2 separate regions of the Homo sapiens genome follow, and region 2 is linked to region 1. Evidence: chromatin contacts called from ENCODE Hi-C data. All regions are on one chromosome and are shown on one strand. Each heading gives the region's core, a stretch centred on a gene start or an enhancer-like site at or near the end of the contact. The rest is flanking DNA. Distances are from core to core; before and after follow the strand shown.

What was found. Hi-C counts contacts between places; a loop is a spot of excess contacts on that map. Pooled maps may share reads with other maps.
Region 2: a map of B cell shows a loop between it and region 1 (18-fold over the local background). The contact joins the promoter of ALG11 here to the promoter of ESD in region 1. A Hi-C loop is called at or near these places in 2 of 168 maps with a recorded cell type or tissue (B cell and naive thymus-derived CD4-positive, alpha-beta T cell) and 12 of 50 pooled maps.

Annotation. Positions count from the first base shown.
Region 1 is chr13:46,793,898-46,799,580 of GRCh38, reverse strand. ESD (esterase D) reads left to right here and starts at 2,420. Exons shown (of 10, transcript NM_001984.2): 1 at 2,420-2,476. RefSeq lists enhancers at 2,503-2,552, 2,684-3,285 and a silencer at 2,863-2,912.
Region 2 is chr13:52,011,148-52,017,578 of GRCh38, reverse strand. ALG11 (ALG11 alpha-1,2-mannosyltransferase) reads right to left here and starts at 5,181. Exons shown (of 4, transcript NM_001004127.3): 1 at 5,117-5,181. The coding sequence starts at 5,160. It overlaps ATP7B (ATPase copper transporting beta), which reads left to right and starts at 6,129. Exons shown (of 21, transcript NM_000053.4): 1 at 6,129-6,292. The coding sequence starts at 6,242. RefSeq lists enhancers at 4,923-5,012, 5,063-5,192 and silencers at 5,313-5,412, 5,423-5,532, 5,583-5,922.

The DNA.
Region 1 (5,683 bases), core at 1,171-3,670:
AGATAAGAATAGAATCAAAATAAAGGGAATTTTGAAAAATGTTTATCTAGGCCAGTGGTTCTTAACTAGGGGCAATTTTGCAGCCCTCCTCTACACCAACCCCTCCTTCCATGGACATTTGGCAATGTCTAGAGACGTTTTGGGTATCTAAGCTTGTTAGGGGTACCACTGGCATCTAGCTAGTGGAGGCCAGGGATGTTACGAAACATCCTACAATGCACAGGGTAGGCCTCCACGACAAAGAATCATCTGGCCCCAAATGTCAACAGTGCCGAGGTTGAGAAACCCTGTTCTAGTCTGTGGAAAAGCCACAAGGACACTTCTCAAGTAGCATATTTGATACCCAAGAGATTATATTATTTTCTATGTATGGTGTCTTTTCTAGTCTCTCTAAAACTATCTTTGCTATGGATTGAATGTTTGTGTTCCCCAGAATTCAAACATTGAACCCTAAATCCTTAACGTGATGGTATTTGGAGATGGAGACTTTGGAAGATAATTACACCATGATGGTGGAGTCCATGTGAATGGGACTAGTGCCCTTACAATAAGATGAAGGAACCAGAGCTCTCCTCACCCCACCCACCAAGTGAGACTACAGCAAGAAGGTATTCCTCTGCAAACGAGGAAAAGGGCTCTCAGCAGGAACAGATTTCATCAGCACCTTGATCTTGGACTTCCCAGACTTTTAGAATGGTGAGGAATAAATTTCTGTTAAGCTGGAACTGACTAAAACAATCTCTTTTCTTACAGGCTTCAAGTATATTTGACTTTTTCTCATTTTTATTGCATCCCTTTATTGCCTCCTTAAGATTATATTCCTACTCATTTTAGTTCAAACCAAGAGTCCTATATCCTCTCAGCCACACATTTACACATAATTTTTGGACTATTTCTTTGTGTACTTAATATTCATCCATTTTTATTGGTAGTGCCATTTTTTAAAATGTCAACCTTAATTTCTGATTTCAGCCTTCTTTGCTTCCATGTCCAAATAATAATGATAATTATATATATTCTTAATATTTTTAAGCAATCGACTTTTGTGGATCTATTAACATTTTATTTATGCTGGGTAAAAGAAATTTTAGTTCTGCTTATTCTCACATTGTATTCACACAAGAACCCTTTAGTAAAGAACTTCACACTTACAGTTCTTTGGCTAGTCTGCACCTCACAGCAGTCCACTTATTAGGCAAATATATCATTTAATCAATTATTTCTCTTTGTTCAAACATCAGTTATAAAGAACTTGCAATTTAGGTATTTATTCTGTTTCAGTTTTGAAACTGAAGAAAATCCCCTTTTCAATGATTTATACTTAAAGATAGTAAAAAGAAAGTTTAAAACAATTTACTTCAATGCTTTCTCAAAATAAAAACATTATTTTGATGAAACATTATTTTCAGTCTAAGTTCCAATTGATCCACAGGTTCAGTCCACAGGTTAATTTAGTCCAAAGATCACTATGGCAAAATGGGCCTGAGCCACACAATAGATTCTGGCAGGTAATCTCTTGTGTGGCAGCTCATCCATACTTAAGTCAGCTCCCATAGCTACACAATTTGCAGGGCCCAATTCCAGACACAAACGTGGGGCCCTGGTTCAACACTTACTGAGAGAAAATGTAGCGTCCTTCTGTTCTGGGGGCCGGGTAATAGCACAGGTTGCAGGCCCATGAGGCCAGCCCCAACTATCAGATTGTGTATTTACAATGTCAGTCTAACCGTTGCTGAAAAATACTTAGCTCTGTTGTAATCAGATTTAATTTCTCAAGAGGCAAAGTACACTCAACAGTTTGCTTAAATCAGAGAGACCAAAAGGAAAGATTTGCTGTAAATTATCAACTAGCAAATCTTAGTCAGTTCAACTTAATTTTTATTGAGGGAAGAAGGGAGAAAACAGAAAACTGATGGAGTTCCCACTGCGTGTCGGCCACTGGAGATTTCAAAGGTTTCTTGTTTAACTCAAGCTACCAAGTAGGTGACGTGGATAGTCTTGGGACAGAGGAGTTGAGGGAGTTGAAATTAGGCCCTAGTTTCTACATAAGTGACACGGAAACCCTCTGCACGAGTTAAGCGAAGCTACATCTCAAGTTTATTAATGCCTCGGGTTCTTGCTGCTGGCTCTGGGAAGAGTCTGAGCACGCACAGCAGACTGATCCCCGACAAGGTGACAGGGACTAACCTAACGCCCTCCTCGTTGGTCCTAGTAACCACACAGAGCAGAAACGCGGGCGAAGGCAGGAGTTGGAGGGGGCGCCCACGCGGAGGCTGCCGGGAAGTGCAATGTGCAAAGGCGGCGGGGCCATGGAGACTGAACTGGAGAAGAGCGGGTTCTCGGAGTTAAAAGCGAGAGTGAGTGGGACCGGAGGGGCGGGGCATCATATGGGCGGGGCTGAGGCGAGGCCCCGGCGGCCATCTTGAGCCCCGCCTTTTACTTCGGCCCGCTTCTTCTGGTCACTCCGCCACCGTAGGTAAGACTGGGTTCGGGTAGAGGCCTGGACGTTGTCAGCCTTCCTGCGGCTGCGGCACGGCTAGGCGTGATCGGGGCGGACGCCGAGTCCTGCGGTGCAGGTATCCGCAGGCACGAGCGCAGAGACGGCGACCCTGGGCCTTGGGCGCCACCATCCATGACAGGAGGCCAAGGACCTTTTCCCGTGACCCGGAGCCTCGCCTCTAATCCCTTTTCCTTCTCTGAGCCTCCAACCTAGTGTAACCCGGGGCGAGCGCCCGTTTACCTACTGCCCGCTACATTTGTACAGCTTTTTCCTGTTCAGAAAGACTTTCCTAGACCCGCAGCCACCGCGCGAAAATGTGAAGTAGATGTGTACGCATTTTAAGGAGGGAGCTGGCCTCAACGCGTTACTAGCGGCCGCCGGCGCCTGGTTCGGGGGAGTGTGGACCTGCTGCTCTAGGCAGCGTCCGCGTCGGGGCACGAGCCAATGGCGCGGTCAGGAGCACTCACCTGATGGTGCCGAGGGGAGCACGTGTCTTTGGAGTTTGACAAAATCTGTTCGGGTCGTAAAATGCTCTCAGAGCGCTGTGGGGGACTGGAAGTCATTTCTGATGGGGTCATTAGGGAAATGGGATTGAGCGCACCTGGAAGGAGAGGGCATTCAGGTTGCAGGAAAAATAATAGCTCATGTTTGTGTGTGTGGTAGAAGCAGCATTTTAAGCACTACGTGAATTAACTCATTTAATTCCCAGAGCAACCCTATCAAATTGATATATATTACTGTATACCCATTTTGCAGATGGGCAAATGAGGCATAGATTAGCTTGCCCAGTGTCATGTAGTAATAAGTGGTGAAGTCAGGGTTTGAACCCGGAGGGTCTGGCCCCAAAACCTGCTCTGAAACCATTGTACCGTGGCATTGAGTAAAGCCACCCGATAGCAACATCCAGGCCATCCTAGAATTATGCATAGTTGAGTTTAACTAACAAAATAGGGAGTGAGACCAGAAAAATAATCTGGGACCAAATTATAGACCATATTTAGAGCCATGTGAAGGTGTTTGGCGTTTATAGATGCTATATTTTTTTTAAAAAATTTTCCCCAGAGTTTAATAGAAATCCTTACCTAGGCAAGCCATGTGAATTTTTATGAAGGAAAAGAGACCCAGCCTAGGCAGCATGGCAAAACCTCCTCTACAAAAAATTACCTGGGCATGGTGGTGCCACCTGTGGTCCCAACTACTCCAGAGGCTGAGGCGGGAGGATCACCTGAGCCCGGGGGCCGAGATGATTGCAGTGAGCCGAGATCAGGCCACTGCACTCCAATCTGGGCCACAGAGTTTGACCCTGTCTCAAAAAAAAAAAAAAGAAGAAAAAAAAGACTGTGTTTGCACACAGGTAGAGTGTGACTGAAGTTTATATGGAGTTTTATTCATCTATTTTTTCAGTGATCCTGCATGGTTTTAATTTTATGAAATTTTAATGGCATTAAACTTGAAGAAAATTGTACAATTAACATGGTCTTCCATTTCAGTGACTTTCTGGTTCTCAGCGACTGGCCTAACAGCGAAAGGGATTAGTAGTCTCCACCTGCAGCAGCCAGGGGGTGATGAGGCAGTTCTCATCTGCTCATTATTGTGAGCTGGCGAACTGCGTTTTTACATATGACTAATGGATACTTAACACTACTGAAATACACACTTAGGAATGGTTAAGATAGTAAATATTATGTATGTGTTTTTATCACAGTTTTTAAAATACTAAATAAAAATGACTAACAATTCCACGTAGGCCGTATTAGGCTGCAGATGAGCTGTTGGTAGGGATCCGTTGACCAGTAAATTAAGTGGATTAAAACCCTAGGCTTTCATGCAGGATTGATCGTAGTGGGATGTATTAGGAAGAAAGGAAGAGGCTAAGTTTTAATTTCTTATATATAATTAGGATGATGGCAGTGGGAATTCAAAAAGAAGGTAACTTTGAGGCATCTCAAATGTAGATTAGGCAAGACAGGCATGAGTCTGAAAAAGAGAGGCAATGAAAAGAGGAATGGTTTGAAGGTGAGATGCAGAAGCTTAATTTTAGGTGTGGTAAGTTTTAATAGCTGGTGACATGTCTTGGTAGAAGAGTCCAGCAAGAAATGTCATTATGGGTACTAATGCTTGAGAAAGATTGGTTATAGAGATGCAGATTTAGATTATTTCACCCAGAAAATGTAGTTGAAATTTAGGGAATGAGGTTTAGGGAAAGAGTGTGAAGAAAAAAGAAAAGGGAGGTGGGAGGAGACAGAGTGAAAGGGAAGAAGCCAGATCCTGAGTTTTCACTGAGAAGAGGATTTGAACAACACAGTGGTGGTCAACAGCAGTTATTGGAACTGTAGATTGTTGGTTTTGGGAACACCTGTCTAGGTTGTTAAGAGCCAGTGGAATAGGACATCCTGGAAATGAAGAAACATCAAAATCCAAGGAATCTGAGAGAATGGGAACAAAAAAACACATGTAGAGATTTATGGAAAACTTGAGACACAGGGGAAGAAGGATAAAAATAGAACTCAGATTTCTGGAGGTGGATGACATTTAACTTTAATAAGTAAAGGGCCCTGTCTCTACAAAAAATTAAAAAAAAAAATATTCCAGTGTGGTACGCACCTGTAGTCCTAGCTGCTCAGGAGGCTGAGGTAGGAGAACACTTGAAGCTTGGAGTTCTAGGTTACACTGAGTCATGATTATGCAACTGTACTACAACCTGGGCCACACAGCCAAGACCCCATCTCCAAAAAATAAAAAATAAAGGGAAGAACAGTAAGGTTTGACCTTTAGGGGAATGGATGTATTATGCACTGAGAGACCCTTTCTTCTCCAAAGAATGTTGATGTTCACTAACATTTGGGAAAAATTGTGTAACTCCCACTGGCACTGTGAAATTGTTTTTCTGTTTTTGTTGTTGTTGTTGTTGTTGTTGTTTTTTGGAGGGGAAGGAGGAAGGGTGTTGTTTGGTTTTTTGGTATTCCACCCTACTCTGTCACCCTATTTCTCCCACAAAATCTGTTCTAGAACCTAAATATATATTTGTTCTAGAGCCTAAATGAAATCTACCAGATAAGTGACATGATATATACTATGTAAGTTTCCATATATATTTTTCTTACTGAATATCAGTCACTTCATCGTTCATAAGCCCACTTTTCTTATACATCCTTTCTAGTCACCCTAGTAGTAGTCCTTCAG
Region 2 (6,431 bases), core at 3,932-6,431, 5.2 Mb before region 1:
CTGATAAACCCATCAGATCTCATGAGACTTATTCATTATTATGAGAATAGCATGGGAAAGACCGGCCCCCATGATTCAATTACCTTCCCCTGGGTCCCTTCCACAACACATGGGAATTCTGGGAGACACAATTCAAACTGAGATTTGGGTGGGGACATGGCCAAACCATATCATTCTGCCCTGGCCCCTCCAAATCTCACGTCATCACATTTCAAAACCAATTATGCCTTCCCAACAGTCCCCCAAAGTCTTAACTCATTTCAGCATTAACCCATATGTCCACAGTCCAAAGTCTCATCCGAGACAAGGCAAGTCCCTTCTGCCTATGAGCCTGTAAAATCAAAAGTAAGCTAGTTACTTCCCAGATACAATGGGAGTACAGGTATTGGGTAAGTACAGCTGTTCCAAATGGGAGAAATTGGCCAAAACAAGGGGGTTACAGGGCCCATGCAAGTCCAAAATCCAGTGGGGCAGTCAAATTTTTAAAGCTCCAAAATGACCTCCTTTGACTCCAGGTCTCACATCCAGGTCATGCTTAAGCAAGAGGTGGGTTCCCATGGTCTTGAGCAGCTCTGCCCCTGTAGATTTGCAGGGTACAGCCTCCCTCCTGGCTGCTTTCATGGGCCGGCGTTGAGTGTCTGAGGTTTTTCCAGGCACACGGTGCAAGCTGTCAGTGGATCTACCACTCTGGGGTATGGAGGACGGTGGCCCTCTTCTCGCAGCTCCACTAGGCAGTGCCCCAGTAGGGACTCTGTGTGGGGGCTCCAACCCCACATTTCCCTTCTGCACTGCCCTGGCAGAGGTTCTCCATGAGGGCCCTGCCCCGGTGGCAAACTTTTGCCTGGGCATCCAGGCGTTTCTATACATCTTCTGCAATCTAGGTAGAGGTTCCCAAATTTCCATTCTTGACTTCTGTGCACCCGCAGGCTCAACACCATGTGAAGCTACCATGGCTTGGGGCTTTCACCCTCTGAAGCCACAGCACTAGCTCTGCATTGGCCCCTTTCAGCCACGGCTGGAGCAGCTGGGACACAGGGTACCAAGTCCCTAGGCTGCACACAGCACAGGGCCCCTGCACCTGGCCCACAAAACCACTTTTTCCTCCTGGGCCTCCAGGCCTGCCATGAGAGAGGCTGCCATGAAGGTCTCCGACATTGCCTGGAGACATTTTCCCCCATGGTCTTCAGGATTAACATTAGGCTCCTTGCTACTTTTGAAAATTTCTGCAGCCAGCTTGAATTTCTCCTAAAAAAATGGGTCTTTCTTTTCTACTGCATTGTCAGGCTGCAAATTTTCTGAACTTTTATGCTCTGTTCCGCTTTTAAAATGGAATGCTTTTAAGAGCACCCAAGTCACTTCTTGAATTCTTTGCTGCTTAGAAATTTCTTACACCAGATACCCTAAATCATCTCTTTCAAGTTCAAAGTTCCACAAATCTCTAGGGCAGGGGCAAAATGCCTCTAGTACCTTTGCTAAAACATAAGAGGAGTCACCTTTCTCCAGTTCCCAACAAGTTCTTCATCTCCATCTGAGACCACCTCAGCCTGGATTTCGTTGTCCATATCACTATCCGCATTTTGTTCAAAGCCATTCAACAAGTCTCTAGGATGTTCCAAACTTTCCCACATTTTCCTGGCTTCTTCTGAGCCCTCCAAACTGTTCCAGCCTCTGCCTGTTGCCCAGTTCCAAAGTCGCTTCCACATTTTTGGGTATCTCTTCAGCAGCACCCCACTCTACTGGTACTAATTTATGGTACCAAGTTCATTTTCACGCTGCTGATAAAGACATACTCGAAACTGGGAACAAAAATAGGTTTAATTGGATTTACAGTTCCACATGGCTATGAGGCCTCAGAATCATGGCGGGAGGCATAAGGCACTTCTTACATGGTGGCAGCAAGAGAAAAATCAGAAAGAAGCAAAAGCAGAAACCCCTGATAAACCCCATCAGATCTCGTGAACTTACTCACTATCACGAGAATAGCATGGGAAAGATTGGCCCCCATGATTCAATTACCTCCCCCTGGATCCCTCCCACAACATGTGGGCATTCTGGGAGATAAAATTCAACTTGAGGTTTGGGTGGGGTCACGGCCAAACCATATCACATAGTTTTCACTGCCCACATGAAAACATACAAATTCATCAGAAAAGTAAATTTTGCTTTTTTTAGATACAGGGTCTCACTCTGTCACCCAGGCTGAAGTGCAGTGGTGCAATCATAGCAATCACTGCAGCCCCAAACTCCTTGGCTCAAGCGATCCTCCTGCCTCAGACTCCTGAGAAGCTGGAACTACAGGTGCATGCCACCACACCCAGCTAATTAAAAAAATGTTTTTTGTAGAAATAGGGTTTTGCTATGTTGCCCAGGCTGGTCTCAAACTCTTGGCCTCAAGTAATCCTCCTGCCTTGGCCTTCCAAAGCATTGAGATTACAGGCATGAGCTGCTGCACCTGGCCAGAAGTAAATATTTTATTGATATTTAGTTTTGACATAAAGTTCTCATGTGGGATTTCCTATTGTGAACAAATCCTCATTTGTTCCTATTGTGAACAAATCTCATGTGGGATTTCCTACTGTGTACTTGAAGAGGTATTTGACTCTATTTGAAATCCCACATGAGCACTTTATTTCAAAGCTGAAATAATTGGTCTAAAATAATTTGGTCTTTATATTCTTTATACACCTTTATACTCTTAAAAATTTTACTGAGGATACAATAGAGCTTTTGTTTACATCAGAGTTTCTCATCCTTGACACTACTGACATTTTGGACCAAATAATTATTTGTTGCGGAGGTTGTCCTATGTATTATATTTAGTAGCATCTTTGGTCTTGACCCACTTAGATGCCAGTAGCACCCTCCCAATCAAAATTATCAGTTGGGCATGGTGGCTCATGCCTGTAATCCCAACATTTTGGGAGGCTGAGGTGGGAGGATTGCTTGAGCCCAGGAGTTCAAGGCTGTAGTAAGCTATGATCATGCCACTGCACTCCAGCCTGGGCAACAGAGCAAGACTCTTATCTCTAAAAAAAAAATTAAAAAAAAAAAGCCCTCCAGATATTGCCAAATGCCAAATGTCTTGCGAAGGGCAAAAATCACCCCTGGTTGAGAACCAGTGGTTTACACTGCTTATATCTACCAATATTTAGCATATTAGAAATGAAAACTAAAGAACTTTAAACTTTTTATGAATTCATTTGAAAATAAAAATTCTTTCATAACACATTAACATATTTTTATTAAAAAACTATCTTTTCCAAACCAAAAAAAGAAATTTAGCAAGAAGGGTGCCAATGATTTACACTTTTTGCAAATCTTTTTAATGTCTGGCTTAACGTGAAACCAGATAGTGGCTCCTCCTTTCTGTTTCTGCATTCAATCTAGTGATATGTTGTTTTTGTTGAAGTATATGAAGAAAATTCAGGCTAACTTAGACATGTAGTAGGAAAAGGGAGTATATTTTAATATATATTGATCTTATGTTTAAAATATATTTAACTTTTCAGCTAGTTACAGATATTCTTCTCTGATGCTAGACCACATTTGACAAGTTATGCAGTTTCTTAATGTCAGTTGCAATACAGACTCTGAAACCCTATCAATGACCTTTTCACACTGTTAATTAAAATCCACTATCACTTAGTTTTATCCGCTATCACTTTTGCACTTATCAACATAGTAAAATAGGCAAATATTACATTAATGTTATTATAAAAACAGATTTGTTGAGGATCCATTGAAGGGCCTTGGGACCTGCATGGTCCATGGAGCACAATTTGAGAACCACTGCCTTAAAGGATGAACAGAGTCTGACAAAAGTGGTAAGATTTATCATTTATTTAACATTTGGAATATATGAATTCATAAAAGCAACACTACAGAGGACAGTTTGCTTTCTCAGGACACTCTTTCAAAAGCTTATTTAAAATGCAGCTGACCCATATAATGTAAAGGTTTTTCTGGCAATTCCTTCAAATAATTTAGGTGGGAAAATTCATGTGACAAGCTTTTCAAACTGAACTATTAAACATTTAACTTAAAAGCTGCATAATAACTAAAGTTAAACCTGTCCTTTAAGTCTGGTTAGTGAGTTTATTTAAACATTATAATGTAAAGCACTGAGGAATATTACGTATGACAGGGAAGAACCAAAAGGCTCTGATAACAGACTTTCTCATTCAAAATGTTTAAAGTAATGATTACAGAATTTGAAGTAGAGTGGACAAAAACGAAGAAGAAATGCCTGAACTTTTGAAAGAATTAGGTATATACTGCTATTCAGGAAGCTATGGTGTTAATTATAAATTTTCAGCCTGAACAAAAATATGTAGGTGGTAAAAAAACTAGGTAGGTAGAATATACTAGGCCTTCTGTTTTATTAGTGGAGGGCAAGGCATTTAAAATACAGTAGTACTACAACAACAAAGGTGGAAAAAAGCCTGGGAGTTTTTTCACCAAAATGTTAACAGTGGCTATCTCCGGATGGTAGCATTCCTGGGGTTTTTTCCTTTTACTTATCTATTTTCTAATTTTTCTAGAAGAAACAGCATATACACGTAATACAAATAAAATAATATTTTATGTAACTTCTTACATCATAAAAATTAAAGTAACAGATTATCAAAAAGCAGAGGATTCAACATAAGCTTTATATTTAAGTGACGTGTTAACAATGGCAGTTTTGGTGAGTTTAAGAGTAGAAACTAAGATGAGAAGGAAGATCCGGTTTCTTCTTTACCGAAAAGAGACATGATAGATTGGAAAATGTCTCGTGGCTCAATCGTAAAGAAAAATAAGGAATGAATATGAATAATTTATGACAGACTAACTGGAGTGTGAAAGGGAAAAAAAAAGCTGAAGCAGGGAAGGGAACTCGACCCCTCGGCCAACAGTGAAGCAGAAGAAAACGCGGTAAATTGAGTCTTTAAGACCTAGTCTATTCCAGTCTATATAGAAGACCCCCAAGAAAAAGAAAGACTGCTCATTGGCCTGAGAAATTACCTTAGATTCATGACAAGGAAGGCCATTTGCCCGCAAAATTTAGCTACACTGGACGGGCAAGTACCCCTACAGAAGAGAAAACGTCTGTGAGCCCACACGACCGGCTGCTCACCTCAACAACTTGCACAGGCACCAGCTCCTTTCGCCGGCCGCCATCTTCCGCCGACCCCCGAACTCAGGAAACGCTTCACTTTCCTTTTCCCTATTGGCTCCTGAGAAAGCAAGCCGTGCTCGCCCCGCCCCCACGGGCCAATTGTGCGTTACTATTGGTTACTGGTAGCCGCTTCCCACGGCCTTCCAGCCAATAGAATATGCCGAGGCGTAGACTAGTGTTCGGCGTGGCGCACACGGCTCCCGCCCCCGTGGGCGGGACAGCAGTGGGGGGTTGGGCTGAGGAGGGCGTGGCCTGTGATTGACAGCCGTCGCTCCCTCCCTCGGCCACCTCCCCCACTAGAAGCCCCCGCCTGGGCGCCTGCGCCCCCGTTCCCGGCCCAAAGCCCGCCGCCCGTTGGAGGCCATTGGCTGGCCTTTGCGCACAGCGGATCGATTTTCCAGGTGCGGAGTTCACTCTTGCCGCGGTTGCTTCCTTTGGGACCCACGGCGTCCGGCAGCCAGGCGCAGAGTCCGAGGAGGGGGCAGCGCAGAGCGGACCCGACGCGGCGCCGCCGGGCACCTTCCCCGCAGGCGGTGGGTGAGCCCTGGGAGCTGAGTCTGCGGCCCGGCTCTGCGCAGCTCACCTGCCCTCCCGCTCCCGCACACGCGTGAGATCCCAGTACAGTGTCGGAGCGCACCAGCGCGAGGTGGCCGAGACCGCGGAGGAGGACAGGCCTCCGCCCTGCGGCGCCGGCACGGCAGAGGACATTGTGGCACTGGCACGGCAGAGAACACTGTGGCACCGGCGGGGCCGGCAGTTCCAGGGTGGGCACTCCCAGCCACCTGGGGAGTGGGCGAGGGTCCGAGGCCCACTCTCCCCTCACGCTCTCATCCCCGTGCCCCCAGGTCGGGAGGACGGCGGCGCGCAACTTTGAATCATCCGTGTGAAGAGGGCTGCGGCTTCCCCGGTCCCAAATGAAGGGGCGGTTCCCGGACCCCTGTTTGCTTTAGAGCCGAGCCGCGCCGATGCCCTCACACTCTGCGCCTCCTCTCCCGGGACTTTAACACCCCGCTCTCCTCCACCGACCAGGTGACCTTTTGCTCTGAGCCAGATCAGAGAAGAATTCGGTGTCCGTGCGGGACGATGCCTGAGCAGGAGAGACAGATCACAGCCAGAGAAGGGGCCAGTCGGAAAGTGAGTTTTGTTCCCCCGCGTCCGCGCAGCGTGCTCACTCCCACCAGGAGGATTTTCCTCCCCGCGTTCGGCGCTTACTCGCCCCCAGGGGGTGCGCAGGGAAGGCCGAGCCAGACCCCAGCTCCAGGGATGTCTTGGC